Linked DNA regions of Homo sapiens: region 2 is linked to region 1. A link is a contact called in ENCODE Hi-C data. All regions are on one chromosome and are shown on one strand. Each heading gives the region's core, a stretch centred on a gene start or an enhancer-like site at or near the end of the contact. The rest is flanking DNA. Distances are from core to core; before and after follow the strand shown.

Region 1 (3,946 bases), core at 938-3,437:
AGCAACAGGAAGAGCAGGAACACATGGGACCCATGTTTTGGCAGACAGAGTGACAGTGTGTCTGCTTTTCTAGAGAGCAGAGGCAGAGATTCTGATGTACAGTGCCCAGCATCACCAGTGGGCTCTGCAGTGCTGCTCTGTGTGGTCTTTGCAGATTCAGTCCTATGATGAGTGATACACTTGACTGTGTAGCTTCCAGTCCTGACCTTCTGGACTTCCCAGGGAGTGTGTGATACCTAACATCCCATAGTATAGTCTCTTTCTGCTTAACCTAGCTAAGCAGGTGACTGTGTTTTCAATTATGGACTCTGACTGATAGCCTGTGGATATAGCAATGTACAGAGGTTTAATTATGACAATTAATTCCACACACTACATGCAGAAATCAGTATCATTATATATAGCCCCAGCTCACTGAAATCTGTGTGCTAATAAGGAGGTTTACAAACTCAGATTACTGAATAAATTTGGTATTATATTTAGAACAGGAAAATAATTTAGGATTCAAAAATATACGTTTCTTATCAACAATTTTGTGTGTGTGTGTGTGTGTGTGTGTGTGTGTGTGTGTGTTTCGGGTTTGGTTTGATCTCATCTGTGGTTTAGTTAAAATAAGAAATGAATATTTGGTTCCAGTTGGGATTTTATGTAAGTTCCTGCCAATGTTATTATTACAAAGGTATAAAGAGGTCAGCATTGTAGAGATAAATAATCACACTGATTTTCCACATGATATCCCATGATGCCCATGATACATAAAGACAACACATCTCATTTCCATTCCCATTTCACCTCTGCTCCCTCTGCTTGGAATTTCCTCCCCTTATGTCTCCACGAACTTAAGATTACGGCTGTCCTTTAAAGCTCCCTTTTAATGCCACTTCCTCCATCAAACCTATCTTTCATCAAAGCAGAAAGAATTAACATCTCTTTACTCTGGACTTGCAAAGCACTTCATGGGTTCTACTTAATATTTCTGTGTATGTCTGGAACTTGAGCACCACCCTCTTCTTGTGGAAGGTGGTACAGTCGAACGAGAGTGCCCCTCCAGTTGTTGATCAGTCGGCTCCCAGAGTGGCTCTCTTCATTTCCTAGGCTCTGTCATCCAGGACTGTGCTGGTGAAGGAAGGTGGGAGGTGGGGTGGAGTGGGAAGACGATCTGATCCACGTCTTCTCAGGTCAAACACACAACCAGAATCATGAAGAATATAAAAACAGCTCTTCATTTCTGCTGATCATCCAAAGCCTTCTAATCCAAATGCTTATGATCCCAGTGGTTAGTCTACTTTGTCTTTTAATTTGCTCAAGGGCACAGGCCTTGGGATCTGCCACAGAGCAACAGCTTTGAGTGGCAGGGCCCCTTCCCTGGATCTTCCTCCTCTTCCCTCCCACTACACTTATTTTAATCCTTTCTCTCCATAGCACCCACCCGAAGTCCTGATTCTTCTTGTGTCTAAACGTCGTCAGGACACCTTATCAATTACTTTCTGTTTCAACTCTTTCTCCTCTTGAAATGTGAGGTGGAGAGGAGAACTTTGGGTGCTGAAGTAGAAGAAAGGAGAAGTCCCAGGAGACTGACCATCACTTGGAATATTTAAAATTATCATAAGATCTCTCAGAAAGCAGATGTTAACCTCCTACTGATGTATCTCCTGTTATCTTATGAGAAAAGGCTGGACCTTTCCAAGACCTAGGTGTCACAACCAAAAAACCCTTCCTCTATTATTGTAGCCTTGTGAGATTTACTCTTTGGAAAGAGGAAAGGATGGTGAGCAAGAAGGAAAAAAACTCATCCTTCCATATATCACCTCTCTGGCTAGAAATTAAGCATTTTGAGAGAATGAGCTGTTTTGTACACATTTCTTAGTTCTTTGCCACAGTAGATCAACATGTATTTATTTAGTGGACAGACAAACTATAGAGGGAATCTAGCAGGAAAAATTTCATGTTCTGATGTTTGGCAGTGTATATCTGATGTCTTAGACATCAGTCCCCTGTTGTCTAGGACTTTTTTTTTTTTTTTTTTTTTTTTGAGATGGAGTCTCGCTCTGTCGCCCAGGCTGGAGTGCAGTGGCGTGATCTTGGCTCACTGCAACCTCTGCCTCCCAGGTTCACACCATTCTCCTGCCTCAGCTTCCTGAGTAGCTCAGACCACAGGCACCCGCCACCAAGCCCGGCCAATTTTTTGTATTTTTTGTAGAGACGGGGTTTCACTGTGTTAGCCAGGATGGTCTCCATCTCCTGACCTTGTGATCCACCCACCTTGGCTGGGATTACAGGCATGAGCCACCATGCCCGGCCGTCTAGGACTTTTTTTTAAGCACAGGCAAGTTCTGGCATGTCATAAATCATCAAGAACTTTACACCCACCTAAGGCACCCACTATTGTTGCCTAACAGGACACAGAAGGCCCACAACCTTTATTTGTCTGCTGCAACCCAGCAGGGCCACCCCTGGTAAGGGTGTGAAGTAAGGAAGTTTGGTCTTGGCCCTCGGGCTCCTCTGTTTGGTCCTCCAATCCCCAGGAATCTCCCCTCCCCATCTTCCCCAGTCAGCACTTTCCTATGCTCTAATATTTTTGCAAAACAGGAAAAGGTCTCATATCATATATATTTTGACTGAAATTGCTCTAGGTAAAATAACTAAATGATTCAATAAATTGTAGGTGCTTTCTTTGAGACACTGAAAAAGAGTGACAGCCTAGATGAAAGGAGATTCTAGGGCCACAGGGCTTTCTCTGAGAATGTGGAAATCGCACTGGATGCAGGAGATTCAACAGAAACTGCTTCATAAGCCCACCCAAGGCTCCCAATGCAGAGACACTGTCCCTGGTTTTCCTGCTCAGGCAACAGCAGCAGCAGGGCTGTCTGGCACATGATGGTAATGATGTGGGAAAACCTCTGCAGCTTTTGGGAGTGTTTGCCTCTAGGACTCTCAGTGGGGCTTGGAGTTTAACAACTGCTTGTGGGTGTTCAGAGTTAAATACCATTGCACTTGTCACTCATGCCCTTGTTTACCCCCAAGGCTGATAAGACTTGGGAAATCAATGTGTGTGTACACCTTAAATGAATGGTGAGTTTTCAAGGCCAGCTAGCCTAATTTTCATCCTTCTGTTTTTATTTTTTTTTATTTATTTATTTTTTTTTTTTGAGACGGAGTCTTGCTCTGTCACCCAGGCTGGAGTGCAGTGGCTTGGTCTCAGCTCACTGCAACCTCTGCCTCCTTGGTTCAAGCAATTCTCCTGCCTCAGCCTCCCAAGTAGCTGGGACTACAGGTGCATGCCACTGCACCTGGTTAATTTTTGTATTTTTAATAGAGACGGGGTTTCGCCATGCTGGACAGGCTGGTCTTGAACTCCTGATCTCAGTTGATCCACCCCCCTAGGCCTCTGAATGTGCTGGAATTACAGGCATGAGCCACCATGCCCAGCCTCATAATTTTCACCCTTCTAAAGCCAGTGCCTAACACAGTGCCTGGCACCATAGATATTTGCAGTAAAAAATGACTGAAGGAATGTATGGATGAATGAATGAGTAAATAAATAGCACATCTTAGATTTTTCTGGTCCCCTGAAAGAAGAAGTAAACAAACAAAAAATAAAGTTGAGGGGGAAGGAGGCAAGATAGCTAATGAAGAGGGCTGAAAAATTTCCTGAACACTCTAAGTGATTTTATGTGCTCATTCATGCCAACAAAAATTCAGAATTGCCTCCTACAGCCCTCTTTTCCCACATTTCAAGGTCTGGTGGTATTCGTGTGGTCCTAGGGCTTTCTCTGCACCACCTCTGTGTGTTCTGTGAGGAGGCTTTATTCCCTGGAAGCCAGCTGGGAGTGGAAGCAGATCTTAGTGAAAGATGAACACTAACTCTCTCTAATCCCATTGCAGCCCTTCCGCCATTATACATTTACTGACCAATGTCTATGGGACAGAAAGCAAATGAGTTTCT
Region 2 (3,946 bases), core at 693-3,192, 790 kb before region 1:
CCTGAGATGAGGACATAGTTTCCAGGACCAAAAAAACAATAGCCGAGTCTTCCTGATGCCAGGACAGTGAGAGGAAGAGTGGACAGCTCCTCTGGGCACCCACTTGTTTGGTCACAAGGCGCTAAGCAGCGGCCTTGCACGGTCACGTCTGGGAGGGCAGGGCTGGCTTCTTAGCAGCTGTCATTTCCAAAGTGGCACCTGGCAATGTCAGCCTGAGGGTCTGGCTGGGAAGGTGGCTTGTCCCTTCATCTGGCCTGCCTCAGTGGGCCCTTGTCACACTGATTTGAGGAAAGGCTTTGGAAGGTGGATGATGGGGCCTTCTGAGCAAAGCTAACCTGAATCCTCTGTTGGGTTTGCCTCATCTCCACACTCATACTTTTGCCTGTTTCTTCCTGACTGAATCTGGCCATACACTGGAGAAGTTGCAGCTGAAAGTGAGGAGAGACTGCTTGGTCTGGTAGCGATAGTCACAGTAGTAGCCAACCATTATTAAGTGCCCAAGTGTGCTGGGGCCTGTACCCAGGGCTGTTTCCTGGAGGTAGGATCTATTGTTTCATATGGAAAAAAATTAAATGACCTATTAAAGCCTCAGAGCTAGTAAGCTGAGGAGCCAGGATTCAAACTCAGGCCAGGTGGCTCCAGAGCTGGCCACTTTTGAACAGCAGTGTGTTTTTTAGGATGACAGTGACCCCTGGACAGCTCCTGGGTAGCTCTGGCACCCTCCTTTCCCCCTCCTTTTCCCCGCTCTTCCCCCTCCTCTCCCACTCCTCTTCTCCTCCTCTCCCCCTCCTTTCCCCCTCCTTTCTTGGAGCTTAATGCTGAGCCCTGGAGGGAAGCAGACCTCTACCTGGAGAAGTTTCTACTGTTTACACAGTACAACCTGTTTTGTTCCTTTTTTCCTGAGGGACTTGGGTATAAGAGTCTGGGCTGGGAGCCACAGGCAGTGGGCAGAGCCTCCGCCCATTAAGCAGCAACTCTAGGAACGCTCCCAGGTTGCCAACAGGGGTGATTGCTAAAAAGGTCACTTCTTGAACACACCTCAAGCCCTCTAAATCAGAATTTTAAGCAGCTGGGGGGAATATTTGGGAACCCATGGCATAGGAAATGGAGCACCCAGCTTCTGGGTGAAAGACCTGGGCATGTGTGCCAGGCAGCCCTCCACATAACCTCTCTGAACCTTTGCTCCCTCTGTAAAATGAGTATAATAATAATGCCTCATTCACACCACAGCTTTATTGGGAGGGGGAACTGTGATCATGTATGCAACAGCTTTTTAAAGAATTTTGGTGACTAGCTAACAATTACTGAACTTTCAACCTCAGGGCTTCACAAGAATTATCTCCATTTTTAAGACATCCAGGCAGCGAGGAAAGCTCAGGAATGGCCCAAGGTCCCACTGCTTAGAAGTAGTAGGACCCCAGGCTTGCTCTTGGCTCAGTCTAAATCAGAGCCAACCTCCCTTCCAAATACTGGCTTCACACAAGGGCAATGTCATGCTGATCCAGTACCTGTTGTGTAAGTCACACATTCTCGAGATCAGACAAAGCAGAGATGCTTAGCAGAGGCATAAGAACCATTCCACACACAGGAAAGCCTGAGAAACGTCTCCTGCTGATCAAAACCGCCACTTGGGGCATGCAGCACACTTTTTACCTGCAAGCATCCCAGCCTGCAGATAGGGAACCCCAGCGTGACTAGAATCTTCAGCCAAACCCCAGGCCACGTTGTGGGCAGTGGCTTCAACTGCTGCCTCCCATCCTATGTTTTGTCTGAAGCATTACCAGGGAGCATGGACACATTGAATCAGATCATGGCCGTGGAGCAGCCTCCCATGCTGATTCTGTTCCCTTTGCCCCCAGCTCCTCACAGCTGAGTCAACATCACCATCTGCAGACTTGCTCCACCCAGCCCTCAAGCCACACTGGCCTGAGAGGCCAACCTTCAGCTGCCTCAGCTCCCATCAAGAAGCTTAGTGACCTTCCTGAGAGCCCAGACACAGGCCACAGTGTACCCGTGGCCCAACTGGTACTCCTGGAAACTCCTGTTCTGCAAATGAGCTCTTGTGCCTACATCTCCAAGCATGAGTCTTTCTAGGTCTCCAGTTTGTGTAACATACATTATTTTATGCATAATATTAATTTCAAAAGAGTTGTTAATATTTAACTGAGGTCTGACTGGCTGTTGGGCATTGTGCTGTGTGCTCTACCTGCATTATCATAGGGAATCATCACAACTAGAACCATTATTATTCCCATATGACAGATAAGGAAATTGAGGTACAGAGATATTAAGTGATTAGCCAAGTCCAGCAAGTGACAGAGCTGGGAGTGAGCCAGGGCTCCTGGATGGTAAAGGCCATGCTACACTGACATGGCCACCATCCTGTGTCCCTGGTTTAATAATCTGCCCCCCCGTTCCAGATCCTGCCCACACCCCAGGGTCCTGCCTTCCTACAGACCAGGGTGTGGCATCCATGGACAGACCCTCTATTAGTCTGGGTTCTCCAGAGAAAGAGAACCAGTAGGATATATATATACATATTTATTCTAGGAATAAACTCACATGATTATGAGGAACAGGAAATCCTGCAATATGCCAATTGCAAGCTGGAGAACCAGGAAAGCCAGTGATGTGATTCAGACTGAGTCCGAAGGTCTGAGAACAAGAGAGGCTGCTGGTTTAAGTCCCAGAGTTTGAAGGCCCAAGAACCAGGCACTCTGATGTCCAAGGGCAGAGAAGATGGGTGTCCCAGATCAAGAAGAGAGAAAAAGAATTCACCCTTTCTCTGCCTTTTTGTTCTGTTCAGGCCCTCAAAGGATTGGATGCTGCCCACGCACATTGGTGAGGGTGATCTTCTTTACTCAGTCCATGGATTCAGATGTAAATCTCTTCTGGAAACAGCCTCACAGACACACAGAAATAATGTTTTGCCAGCTATCTGGTCACCCTTTAGTCCAGTCAAGTTGACACATAAAATGAACCATCGCAGACCCCGAGTCCATAAGTCCCATCTTCCTGGACTTGGTTCCTTCAGTACTCCACACGCAAGTCCTGCTGGTTCCTGTCCAGGCCTCGGCAAGTCCATTCACACCCCACCCTAGTCCATGTGACTCCTTAGCTAGGCCCACAGTATTTCCAAAGCCTCCCAACCTGGGTCCCAGCTTCCAAGTTTATCATGCTTCCATCTGTCCTGCTGGTGCCTGCCAAAGGTCTCTTTCTGAATGATTCCTGCTCCATCCTCAGCAAGGCTTTCCAGCCCCTCACTGCAAGGTACAGGGTCAGAGGCAGACTTTAGGCCTGGCATTTAAAGCCTCACAGACTGACCCACGTTCCCTTCAGCCTGGTCTCCTCACGTTGCCCTTGACCCCTTCAGTCTGTCCAGGTGAGCCTCCTTCCTGTGCCTCATAATATACCTAGTGATTTCTCACTTCCATTCACATCAATGCGTCAATGTGGACGTTGCTCATTCAGACACTTGAAAATATGAATTGAGCACCTACATGTGCTAAGGATCAATTCAGGTACTGTGAAAAATCAAAGAGCCCAGTGCCCATCCTGTGGAGCTTGCAGATGAGCTGAAGAAGCAGAGTTCAGTGTCTTTGAAGAACTAAAAGCCAGGATCATGGAGCGGGGTGAGCTAGGGGAGTGTAGCTTGAGAGGAAAGTTGAAGAAGTCGGCAGGGCTGGGTCATGCAGGTGCTTGTCAGCCACACAGAGGGCTCAGTGTGACTCTTGTTACAAATGGAAACCACTAGTAGGCTTTAAGCATAGGAGTGACATAATCTGATTTCACAAATACTGCTGTTATTCTTGAACCATTCCTGGGTTCCTGTCTGATCTCTCCACTTCCACTAGACACAGAGCTCCTGTCTCGCTCCTCTCTGCGTCTGTAGAGGCTGGACCACAGGGAAGGGAGCAGGACAGTTAGTGGGATGCCACAGTGTGGA

What was found. Hi-C counts contacts between places; a loop is a spot of excess contacts on that map.
Region 2: a loop to region 1 is called in a map of posterior vena cava, with 15 times the contacts of the local background. The contact joins two enhancer-like sites. A Hi-C loop is called at or near these places in 1 of 168 maps with a recorded cell type or tissue (posterior vena cava).

The regions. Positions count from the first base shown.
Region 1 is chr1:116,797,917-116,801,862 of GRCh38, reverse strand. No RefSeq gene overlaps it. Among named protein-coding and RNA genes, the nearest start is that of CD2, 45 kb to the right of the region's middle. Within about 2 kb of position 2,187, at least 3 of the 41 ENCODE cell types and tissues checked have a DNase peak (open chromatin) inside an H3K27ac peak, as active enhancers do.
Region 2 is chr1:117,588,432-117,592,377 of GRCh38, reverse strand. No RefSeq gene overlaps it. Among named protein-coding and RNA genes, the nearest start is that of TENT5C-DT, 15 kb to the left of the region's middle. Within about 2 kb of position 1,942, at least 7 of the 41 ENCODE cell types and tissues checked have a DNase peak (open chromatin) inside an H3K27ac peak, as active enhancers do.